2 separate regions of the Homo sapiens genome follow, and region 1 is linked to region 2. A link is a contact called in ENCODE Hi-C data. All regions are on one chromosome and are shown on one strand. Each heading gives the region's core, a stretch centred on a gene start or an enhancer-like site at or near the end of the contact. The rest is flanking DNA. Distances are from core to core; before and after follow the strand shown.

Region 1 (5,488 bases), core at 829-3,328, 170 kb before region 2:
CATGTTATTGACTTCAGTTTTAGCATGTCTTTAAGATTATAAATGTTTCTGCCCAAACCATTTTCTATTATATTTTTGAAATTTATGGGCATCAAGTGGATAATTAAGTAGATAATTAAGTGAATAAGGTGAATCTGTAAACCCTACAAAATATAGTAGTTAAGAGGACAACTTGGATAAAAATGTATAGAATTAAAGAATTGTGTTCAAATCTCCCTTGCGGTCATCTGACAAAGTCAAACTTAACTGCTGTCTACAGTAAGATATGGCATTATTTCACATTTTAATTTACTCAAATGGCAAATGTGGCATTTCAAACACTTTCATTCATGCTAGATTTAAGTTCTGCATGGAAAGTCCTCTGTAAGGACATCATTATTCTATCTGGCATCATTCATTCTTGAACATGGGTTATAAAAGTTTCAGTCTTTTCTGGCAGAAAATACAAATAGATGACTGTGTATTACAACATTATAATAGGAATAACAGCAATGCATCAAGAAGCCAAAATGTGTTCAGAACTCAGGCTGAGCCTTCTCTGCCTCCTCAAGCTAACACAAATTTTTGACTCCAAATGTTATAATTAAAAGTCTTATCTTCATCTACGTATTTTTCATTTCTCATTTCTCAAATGCCTGTTCCAGGTGTTTGCCAATGTTTAGACAGTCACTACTCAATGTTTTCTATTATTTTGTTTCTTAAAATCTTCAAATGTTGGAAATTACAGTGTTGGCTTTCAGGGACTCAAAAATGTGTAAGTGTGTGTGGTTTTGTGTGTTTTCCTCCTAAGCTCAGGGATAAAACTAAACAAACACGAGTACTGGGCAGGCTAGCTAGTTTTAAAAGAAGGCAAAAAGGCTCAGAGAATCGGCATGTTGTTAGACAGGGTGTGCCCACTGGCACAAGACCTCCTGGGGAGAGGCTGGACATTCAGGATGTTTATGAGTAAAAGTAGAAGGTGGAAAAAGAACACACAAGGCCCAGTGTCCTGACAGCCTGGCACGAACGCAGCTCAAAATAATTACTACTGCTGAAGGAGCCGTTTCTGTTCCATCTTGTGTCCTTGCTAAAATAAATAATAAATAATAACAATAAAGCAGTCTACATAAATATATGAAATACCCATATAGAGCTATTTATTTGTATATAAAATATCTGTATTTTTTTCTTACTTCTATCTGAGGACGCCAGCTTCCGAATGAAGCGGAGTTTTTGTCTACCAGACCCACAAGCAGCATGGTGCGGGTAGAATCCTGTTTTAAAGAAGCCCAGAACAATAATTCCCGCAATCATAGAGAAAATAAGCCAGTGCCCGAAAGCAACAAATAAAAATAATGTGTGAAGAAAAAGAAAAGGACTTCTTCCTAGCGGCGGCAGATGCCCCCAGACTTTATGACTTCCTCTCCATCCCGACAGGGAAAGCAGGACTGAGTTTGTCGGAAGGTGAGCGGGGCTTGGCCAGAGACGGTGTGCGCTGAGGCAGCGGCCCTGGACAAGAGTGGCGTTTGGATACTTGACGGTGAAAGGGGAAGAAGCCAGTCACCAGCTCCAAAGTCCAGGAACTACACCTGGCAAAGGTCAAAGCCTGCGAGGTAAGTCAATTGCGGACAACGCCTGAGCCCCGCGTTTGCAGCCGGCGAGTTGACTTCGGTAGGGAGAAAGTGGCCGGCCCCAAAGGGCAGCCCCGTGGGGGCGCGAGTGGCTAGCTCAGTTTGCGGTCCCCTTTACTCCCACGCCTGCAAATCTCAGACCCCTACGCCCTCCCCTCGCCGGCCTTGGTGCGTCGGGGTCCCGCCGCCCGCCGTCCCTTACCGAGCCAGAAGTGCAGGTGGTAGGTGAAGCCTCGGCTCGTCTTGGCCGTGTGCAGCACCAGGTAGGCATCCCCGACGTAGAAGTCGCCGTGAGCGCTCTGGGGCACGGGCACCAGCTCCAGCTTCTCAATCCTCCAGACCTGCAGCCCCGCCTGCTTGCCCGCCCGGGCGAACTCTTCGTGGTATAGCTCCCGCGCCATGGCTCCTGCACGCGATGCTCCGGGGGACGCGTGATATCGCTGATCTTGGACTAAACCGAGAGCAGCAGGAGGAACCTTATTCGCCGCCACTTTATAGTGTTTGCCATCCGGGGAGGCGGCGCCCTGAAACGGGAGGGGCTAAGTGCCCAGGCGCGAGTTGACAGAGGAGACGATCGCTTCCCACGGGGAGCGCAGCGCTGGCTTCCAAGCTCCCACGCCTTGCCCCAGGCCAGGAGCGGAATCGGCGTCCCAGAAGTCTTGAGATTCAGAGGGAGTTTATAGTAACTCGTGCCAATGCCTCCTCCAAGGAAAGACATTTTCTCTAGCAATAGACGAAGAACATTAACGGTTAAAACTGCTTGGCACTCCTTTGTGCATACCCATCACTACCGTCCTGCATATTTCCCCTTCTCTCGCTAATCCTCTTATTTCTGGATCTCAGTTGTGCCTGGCAGGAGGGGTGAGGTGAGGAAAGAGCGCGCCAGCCCTGCAGAGTTGAGTCAGCGTTTACTCGGGTGGAGCAATACCTGTTCTTTCTGGCCCTCTAGAATAATTCTTAGAACAAGGCTTCCTCTGCTAATAGCAACACCTGCCGTTAGGCAGCAGAGGAGTGTGCCACATTAGCATGCTGGAATAATTTTAATACATCCTTCTTTAAAAAATGGGCTTTTTGAGTAACAAGCATCCTAATGATCAATTCTGTCATTTCATTGGGCAATCTCTGCATTCCTGACGACCAAAGTTTCTGTCTCGATCTTCCAGTTTGAAAATACCATGAAAAACAGCATGTCAGATTTCTTGGACAGGAAGAAAACCTGGAAGAATGGCAGTATTACCCCAGGTGACAGAGCTCTGTAAATCTCAGAGTTCAGGAGCTGTGGTTGAGCTCTCTTAACACCTGCTTCCTTTGGCCAAGAAAGATGAAAACAACAACAAAAACCCAGCAGCCGCCGTCCTGAGATGTTCTCTGCAGGGCTGTTTGTGGCTGTAATTTTATGCTTGGCCGGACTTCTGGGTTACCTGTTACCTAGCTTCAAGGTGATAATTTTCTTTGTTTTACCTACAGGTTTTGCTTTTGCAGCATGGCTAAAACACTATGGAATACAGATGGAAATTTTACTCTTGATTTGGCATTCATTTAACAAGCTGGTATAGCAAAGGATTCTGTTACTGAAAAAGGCAAATCACTCAGGATGTATAGAGTAAGAAAGCTGAATTTCATGCATGTAAAATTGTTTTCATTCAATTTCTCAAATTACATGAATCCCTGGAAGGTCAATAATAATGCAAAATTAGATTTTTTTCCTTAATTAAATTATGTTTTTAATAGGTTATTACATGACCATGGTAAAAAAATTAAAAGTACAAAATGTGTGCAATAAAAAATTATCTCCATTTCACCCTGCCACCCAGTTGCTTTCCCCAAAGGCAATTACGTTACCAGTTTCTTATGTATTTTTCCAGGCACTCAAATTTTGTCAACAAGAATATAGGTAATGTAGTTATTTTAAATTTTTAACAGAAAATGTAACATATAACCTTTTCGAATCCCCCCCCGTGTGTGTGTGTGTGTGTGTGTGTGTGTGTGTGTGTGTGTGTGTGTCTGTGTATCAACACACAGTACTCATAGAGCTACCGGTTTTTACTGACCATATGGTATTCCACTTTATAAACATACTAATTTATTTTGTCTATCTCAGTTCATAGTGTAGGGGCCAAGGGAAAACTTCCCCTCTACCCTCTGAAGTTTCACTGAAAAATCAAGTCACAAAAGGCAGATTAACAGGACAAATGGCATACAAATTTATCAGCGGGCATGGGGGAGAATCACAGAGTGATTGGCCAATATCCCAATGAGGTACAGAGGGTTGTACCTCCTTATTAGAGGAAAGGCAGATGGGTGATGTATGGGTGATTTGGGGGGTTAGAAAATGATTTTTAGGGGAATTCAATGTGTTTGAAGAACATACAGTGGCCTGAGACAAAGTATGTTAAGCCTGCAGAGCTCTCCGTGTGTGTTGACAGACTTCAGTCTTTCTTTCTGCAATATGAGTTCAGTTTGTGGAAAGTCAGGGAAGAGACCAGAGGTAACTGTTTTCTTCTTTGGCAAGTCGAGACTTTAGGCAGATAAGGGAACTTCAGAGAATACCTTCATTCTGTGCTTTGGGAAAGAGAGGATTGGTGAAGGAAGGTCAAAGAAAACTTAAGCCTTCTTCATTTCAGCATGTCAAAGTGTCACATTTTGTGGTATTGGTTTCTGAGCCCCAACACTAGGCATTTAAATTTTGTGTATATTTTGCCAATACAGTGTTACAAATAGCATATTGAACATACTTTATTATGCATTCGCAGTATTATAATTGAGATAAAACCCTGGAAATATAATTGGTTGGGATTAAATAGCTTTTATGTAGTGACGATAATTATGAAACCAATTACTACCACTTACTGATCTTTGACAATAACAGGCTATAGTACACATTACCTTGATTCAATTCCTGCTTTCATCCTTAGTTCTGAGACTTTCAGGAAGTTACTTAACTACACACAGCCAGCCTCATGTTCCTCATCTCTAAAATGGGAAAATAATAATATTTGCCTTATAAGATTATTTGGTTTAAATGAGTCGACACATATAAGGTATTTGTGTCTGTTACACAGAAAACACTCAATAATTAGGAACAATTTTTATGTGGTGGTGAGCTTCCTTTTGCTCCTTTAGATATCTTCTCTATCCTGCACCCTTCCACCTTCCCTTGAGGTTGATCTACAAGAGCTAAATCAAGTGGGCTCTGATGTCCTCTGGCTTGAGGCTTGGTTGGAGACCAGAGGGAGAAAAGAGAGTGAGGCTGGAGTATTTATTTCCTTGGCTCCTTCAGCAAAAAGTCACTGTTCTTTTAAAGGCGAATAACTGTGTCTGACTTTTTGTCTCCTGTTGGGTTATAGCAACTCTCCCCTCACATGTTTTATTCCTTTTGTTTTCTCTGCCTCTGTTCTTTTGTATATAGCTTCCTAAAAATCTCCTGGAATTTTCCTATTTTGCATGCATGCTCTGTTGTAAGTTGAGATCCTGATGGATAAATTTTATTAGCTACATTCTTTTTTTGTCTCCTGACCAAAACAGTGAGAGGTGGATATGAAGCCTCATTTTATTGATGAGGGAACTGAAGCTTTGGAGTTTGCCGTAGGTCAGTCACCCAGCTGATGAGTAGCCAAAGGGAATTCAAGTTCTCTCTCTCATTCAAAAGTACTTGCTCTTCCCAAAAACGTATTCTTTCAATCTAAATTATTTGGCCAGGTGTTTTTCCCTGAAGCATACTTTATAATTTTATTTTCTTCAAGGTTGTATCTAGAGAAGCTTCTGATCTAGTATGTCCCATGCAGCACTAAGAAACTTAGTTTTAACTTTGAGCCATTAGGTCTCAGTTTCCTTATCTGTAGACTGAAATCATGTGTTCTCTTCCTCCTGACGAAAAA
Region 2 (5,614 bases), core at 348-2,847:
AAATTCACAAAAGTCCTGCTATGATTTGATTCACATCAAATTACTTTGTTCCTGGTGATTTCACAAATAGATTGAGAAAACTGACATTTAATTTCTTGTCTGTTTTATTAGAATTTTTTAAGCGGAAACAAAAGACTTAACTGTACACTAAGAAATCTCTGGGTTTTCATTGTGCCTACATTATATTGCCCTTCCATACTTAAGCCTTAAGATAAAAATCACCTGTCTACCGTCCACCAAAAAGTAATATTTTATTTTTAATCCAGAAAATTGGGTGCCCTTGCTGCATTTGAAAGATGGCTACACACAAGTATTGTGTACCAAAAAGAAATTATTTCCAATATGGGTTAATATTTTTACTATGGAGATGATAAGCTTTAAAATTTTAAATGGTAATTTACCTTTCAAATTAAAAATAAAGAATTATATGAAATTAAAAAAATACTTGTTTATGCATTTGGACACCTCCTGTTTCCACCACCATGCCTAGGCCAACCTTGAACCTCCAAATTTGTGGGTGGAACCTTGGTGCCCACTTGGACCCCCAAACTATCCTCTTCAGGTAAAGGCTCTGTGAGAACCAAGTGCAAGGTGATGGATGGGAGACTCAAGGAATGAGACAGCCAGGGAAAAACTAGGACAGTGAGGTTTCATTTTCAGACATAAAAAGATGTAGAATCAGTTGAAAAAAGGACCCTGTTCCTCTGCAGAGGCAACCACACTTCTGAAGACCTTAGACCTGGCACGGTGGCTCACGCCTGTAATCCCAGCATTTTGGGAGACTGAGGGGGAAGATCGCTTGACGCCAGGAGTTCAAGGCTCCAGCGAGCTGTGACTGTGCCACTGCACTCCAGCCTGGGTGACAGAGTGAGACCTTGTCTCGAACAAAACAAAACAAAACAAAAACGAGGTTGGGGGAAGACATTAGAGCCCTCTGATCTTCTAATAACTCCCAGGTCAACCTTGGGAGTCGTGTGGCCATGTGCTAAAGCGTCCTGGGACAACTGTAAGAGCTCTGGGAATCACTGGCAAATACAGGTGACAAACCTCATGGTTTGGCTAGTGTCTAAATGCGGTCCTTTCCACTTCTGAAAACCTGTCACAGAGGCAGAAGAAAAGGCATCTACTGTTGCAACGTTAGTGTCTACTCCTCCTCCTGTCGTTCATCACTGAGATCTAAGGTGACAGGAGCATTTTCAGCGCCTTCGCCTTGGGGTGCAAACCAGTAGCGCCCATTACGCAGTTAGGAATCCGTCTGCAGATACAATCATGGGAAACTTCCCCTTCCAACGGAACCTTGTGAGGCTTCTTTTATGCGAGGTCCATCTGAGCAGTTTCTAGGATTACCAAGTTTTCATACAGCCTCTGTTAGAACAGCAAGACGCAGCGGGCGGAGAGCTACATCCCTGTAGCTTGACTCCTGGCTGTGCGACTGCACGGTGACATCCAAGGCGGCGGAGCCACTGCCGGTACACGCTGGGCTATGGGGACAGGTTGGGCGTGGCTTTCAGGTCAGCCAGCAGCCAAAATGGGAAGGGAGGAGTCGCAGACGGATTACGCGAAGGCTCTATCCCACGAAAGGACTGGGTGCACCCCAGAACGAGGACGCGGAGCTTCCCTGTTCCAAGCAGCAACAGACTGAGAAAATCCAAGAAAGGAGGCCCGAGGGGCTGCTGTGGCCCCATCCTCCTGGCACCCGCGGCCCGGGCTCTGCGACGCCTTTCGCCCCACCTGCGGAAGCAGCGATGCCTGGCGGAGCCTGCGTGCTGGTGATCGCGCTGATGTTCCTGGCCTGGGGGGAAGGTAAGCGAGGTAGGGCGCGCGGGGGTGGGCGCGCAGTGGCGCCGCGTGGGCGGTAGAGGGACTAGGCTAGACTTTTTGGACGACTTGGGGAGCGTCCCTGTGCGTTTTAAGGCAGCAAGCGATGTTTGTTCCTCACCCGCCTCCTCTCTGTCCCTCTGCTGTCTTTGAAAAGGTCAATTTCCAGCTTGAAAACTCTACACTTTTCTTTTGCGCACATGCGGTTGTTGCCTCCTCTTACTCTACGACCCTTGGTTCTGTTTTTGGTTGTTTCCTGCTGTTATCCTGCTCTTTGAGGTCATTGTAATTTACTGTAAGAAACTTTCGCCGGATCTGCAAGGTATGCTAGCCGCAAGTGGACCTGAATTCTCAGAACAGAGTTGAATTCCATACTGCACGAATTCCACCTCCAACCGGACCCTCAGAAATAATTCATTGGTGAACATTTTATCCCTACAATAAATCACCAAGTTAAGTTTTGTATATCCGTATTATACTGTATTATGGTTTTTGTATATATATGTTAGAATCAGTTTTGGCACTGTAAAAGAGATCTCTGTGGAGCGAATACTCCCCTCCTACTTCTTTAATCCATGACAAAGAACATTTAGTTTAAAATACAGTGAAGTTAAACCAAAACTACTTTCATTAGCCCTTTTTGCTTGTTTTTTGTGTTCATACAGATAGGAATATTAATGAAAGGTGACTTGTTCTTATATTGCAAGTTTCCTTACGTTTTTCAGAAAAAGTCTGATCTGTGTTCAACCATCTGCAGCTTGAAAAAACATTATGTACAACATTTATAGCAGTCCAGGGTATAGTTTTGTCTTATCATTTTTTGATCTTAACTCATTTTACTGATGTAAGTTTGCTTTGTATAAGGGGAATACAAACACTATCCTATACAAAACTTAAAAATAAAATACTAAAATCAAATTTATTATTTTCTGCAATGATATTTTTTCTGGTCCTTCTTTGGTTTGCTTACAGCGTTACTAAATCTTTATGAATAACTTTAAAAAATACATGTAATAACATATATCTGTTCATTACAGTTAGATAAATATTTCCAGGAAAAAAATGACCAATGTTTATAAAGGAAGATGATTTCATGTTTACTATAGACCGCATAACCCTTTTTTGCCTCTATATAATAGCTTTGTAATCTCTCTGCTGAAGACAAATATTACCCATTACCAGGTTTTAAGTTCATAACATTGGTAACATTGTCAAGTTCTTTATGTTTAATGGAGTAAAACTAGAAGACGAGGTAAATGGAAAATGCATTTATTGAGACTTCTTTTTTTCAAATAGCTTTATTAAGATGTTCATATACCATACAAATCACTCAAAGTGTGCGACTCTATGGTTTTTCATTTTCACAGATATGTGTATATTCAGAGTATATTTACAGGTATATGCAGCGATGACCACAGTCAATTTTAGAACATATTTATCAATCAGAAAGAAATACTATACCCTGGGCTATCATGCCGCATGCCGGCTATCACCCTCCCTTTCTCCCCAGCGATAAGGAATTACTAATCTACTTTCTGTCTCATTGCATTTGCCTATTCTGGATATTTTATGTAAACTGAATCATATAATAGGTTGTCTTTTGTGACTGGCTTACTTCATCTAGCACAGTATTATCAAGGTTCATTCATCTTGTAGCATGTACCAGTATTTCATTCCTTTTTAAGATAGAATAATGTTCCATTGTGTGGATATACTATATTTTGTATGTACATTCATTTGTTGATGAACATTTGAGTTGTTTCCACCTTTTGACTATTATAAATAATGTTGCTATAAAGCACCGAGGTACAAGTTTTGTTTGGATGTATGTTTTCATTTCTCCGAGATATATGCCTAGGAGTGGAAATACCGGGTCATAGGGTAACTCTGTGATTAACTACTTAAGGAACAGCCAGGATGTTTTCCAAAGTGGCTGTGCTGTTTTGTATTTCTGCAACAGTGTGTAAAGCTTCTAACTTCTTCATGTTTCCATCAACACTTTTTATTAACTGAGATTTGGATTCTACCTATCCTCGTGGTTGTGAAGTGGTATTTCATTGTAGTTTGATTGTCATTTTCCTAATGGCTAATGATGTCAAGCATTTTAATGCCCTTATGAGAAATTTGCTTATTCTCTTCAGAGAAATACTCAGATCTTGCCATTTTAAAAAATGAGTACTTGGCCTTTTTCTTATTGAGTTGTATAAGTTATTTGCATATTCCAGATATAATTTTCTTATTGGATATGTGATTTGCAATTATTTTCTCCCATTCTGTGGGTCGTGGAAATAATCCCCTGTGGATACTGAGGGGCTACTATACTTTAGTTTTTTTAGTTGATTCCTTAGAATTTTCTATATGGAGATGGTATTACTTATTCCTTTCCAATCTGGATATCTTTTATTTATTTATTTTGGTTAATCCCCCTGGGTAGAATTAGCTATTCTAAAGTACAATGTGGCATTGAAAAGGTGAGAGTAGACATACTTGTCTTATTCCTGATTTTATAGGAAAGCATCTAGTCTTTCTTCATCACATAAAATGTAAGCTATGGGATTTTCGTATATATCCTTTATCAAGTTGAGGAAACTTCCTTCTATTCCTAGTTTGTTGAGTGTTTTTATCATGAAAAGGTGTTGGATTTTTAAAAATGCTTTCCCTGTGTCTGTTGAGATGAACATGTGGATTTCAGCTTTTATGCTATCTATGTGGTTTATTATAGTAATTCGATTTTAGTTATTAAACCAACCTTGTTTTCCTGGAATAAATCTCACTTGGTCATAATTTTTCTATATGTATGCTTTATGTTCCTGGATTCTGTTTGCTGAAAATTTTTTCACTCATATTCCAGAGATGTATTGGTTTATAGTCAGCTTTTCTTGTTATATATATTTCTGGCTTTCCTGTCGGGGTAGCCAGGATAATGGGCTATAATACCGGGCTCGTACAATGAGGTGGAAAGTGTTCCATCTTCTTCTATTTTTTGAAAGTGTTTGAGACAAATTGGTGGTAATTCTTTTTGAAATGTTTGGTAGAATTTAGCATTGATGCCATCTGGGCCAGGTCTTTTCTTTGTGGGTAGTTTTTTGACTGATTTGATATTTTTACTTGTTATAAATCTATTTGGATTGTATTTTTCTTCTTGAGTTGGTTTTGCAGCTCCTGTCTTTTTAGAAATTTGTCAATCTCATCTAAGTTATCTATAATTATTGGCATATAGCAGTCATAGTATTCCTTAATAAGGTTTTCAGTAGTGTCCCCTATTTCATTCCTGCTTCTTGTCATTTGAATCTTCTCTCTTCTTTTCTCCATAAATCTAGTTAGAGGTCCGTCAGTTTTGTTGATTCTTTCAAAGAACCAGCTTTTGGTTTCACTGATTTTTCTCTATTGTTTTTCTATACTCAGTTCCATCAATTTTATATCCAATCTTTAAAATTTCCTTCCTTCTGCTTCCTTTAGGTTTAGAATGCTCTTATTTTTACAGTGTCTTAAGGTGCAAGGTTAACTTGATGTTCATCTTTTTCTCCTATACTATAGGCATATTCCTGTCTATACATGTCCCTCTAAGAATTACTTTAGCAGCCTTCCATACATTTTGCTATATTGTGTCTTCATTTTAACATTTCTTCAAGTATTTTCTAATTTTCTTTTTCATTTATTCTTTGACTCAGTGATTATTTCGGTTGTTTAATTTCCACATATTTGTAAAGTTTTTTAAATTTCATTGTTATTGAGTTCTAATTTCATTCCATTGTAATCACAGAACATACTTTATATGAATTTCATCTTTTTGAAT

Evidence for each region. A loop is a pair of places that touch in the nucleus more often than their neighbours do. Pooled maps may share reads with other maps.
Region 1: a pooled map shows a loop between it and region 2 (2.4-fold over the local background). The contact joins the promoter of SCIN here to the promoter of VWDE in region 2. A Hi-C loop is called at or near these places in 1 of 50 pooled maps.

Annotation. Positions count from the first base shown.
Region 1 is chr7:12,567,310-12,572,797 of GRCh38, reverse strand. It overlaps SCIN (scinderin), which reads right to left and starts at 2,078. Exons shown (of 16, transcript NM_001112706.3): 1 at 1,813-2,078. The coding sequence starts at 2,011. It overlaps LOC107986768, which reads left to right. Exons shown (of 3, transcript XR_007060635.1): 3 at 1,417-5,488.
Region 2 is chr7:12,399,848-12,405,461 of GRCh38, reverse strand. It overlaps VWDE (von Willebrand factor D and EGF domains), which reads left to right and starts at 1,597. Exons shown (of 29, transcript NM_001135924.3): 1 at 1,597-1,803. The coding sequence starts at 1,746. RefSeq lists silencers at 675-864, 1,802-1,851, 1,745-2,039 and enhancers at 1,176-1,741, 1,742-2,309.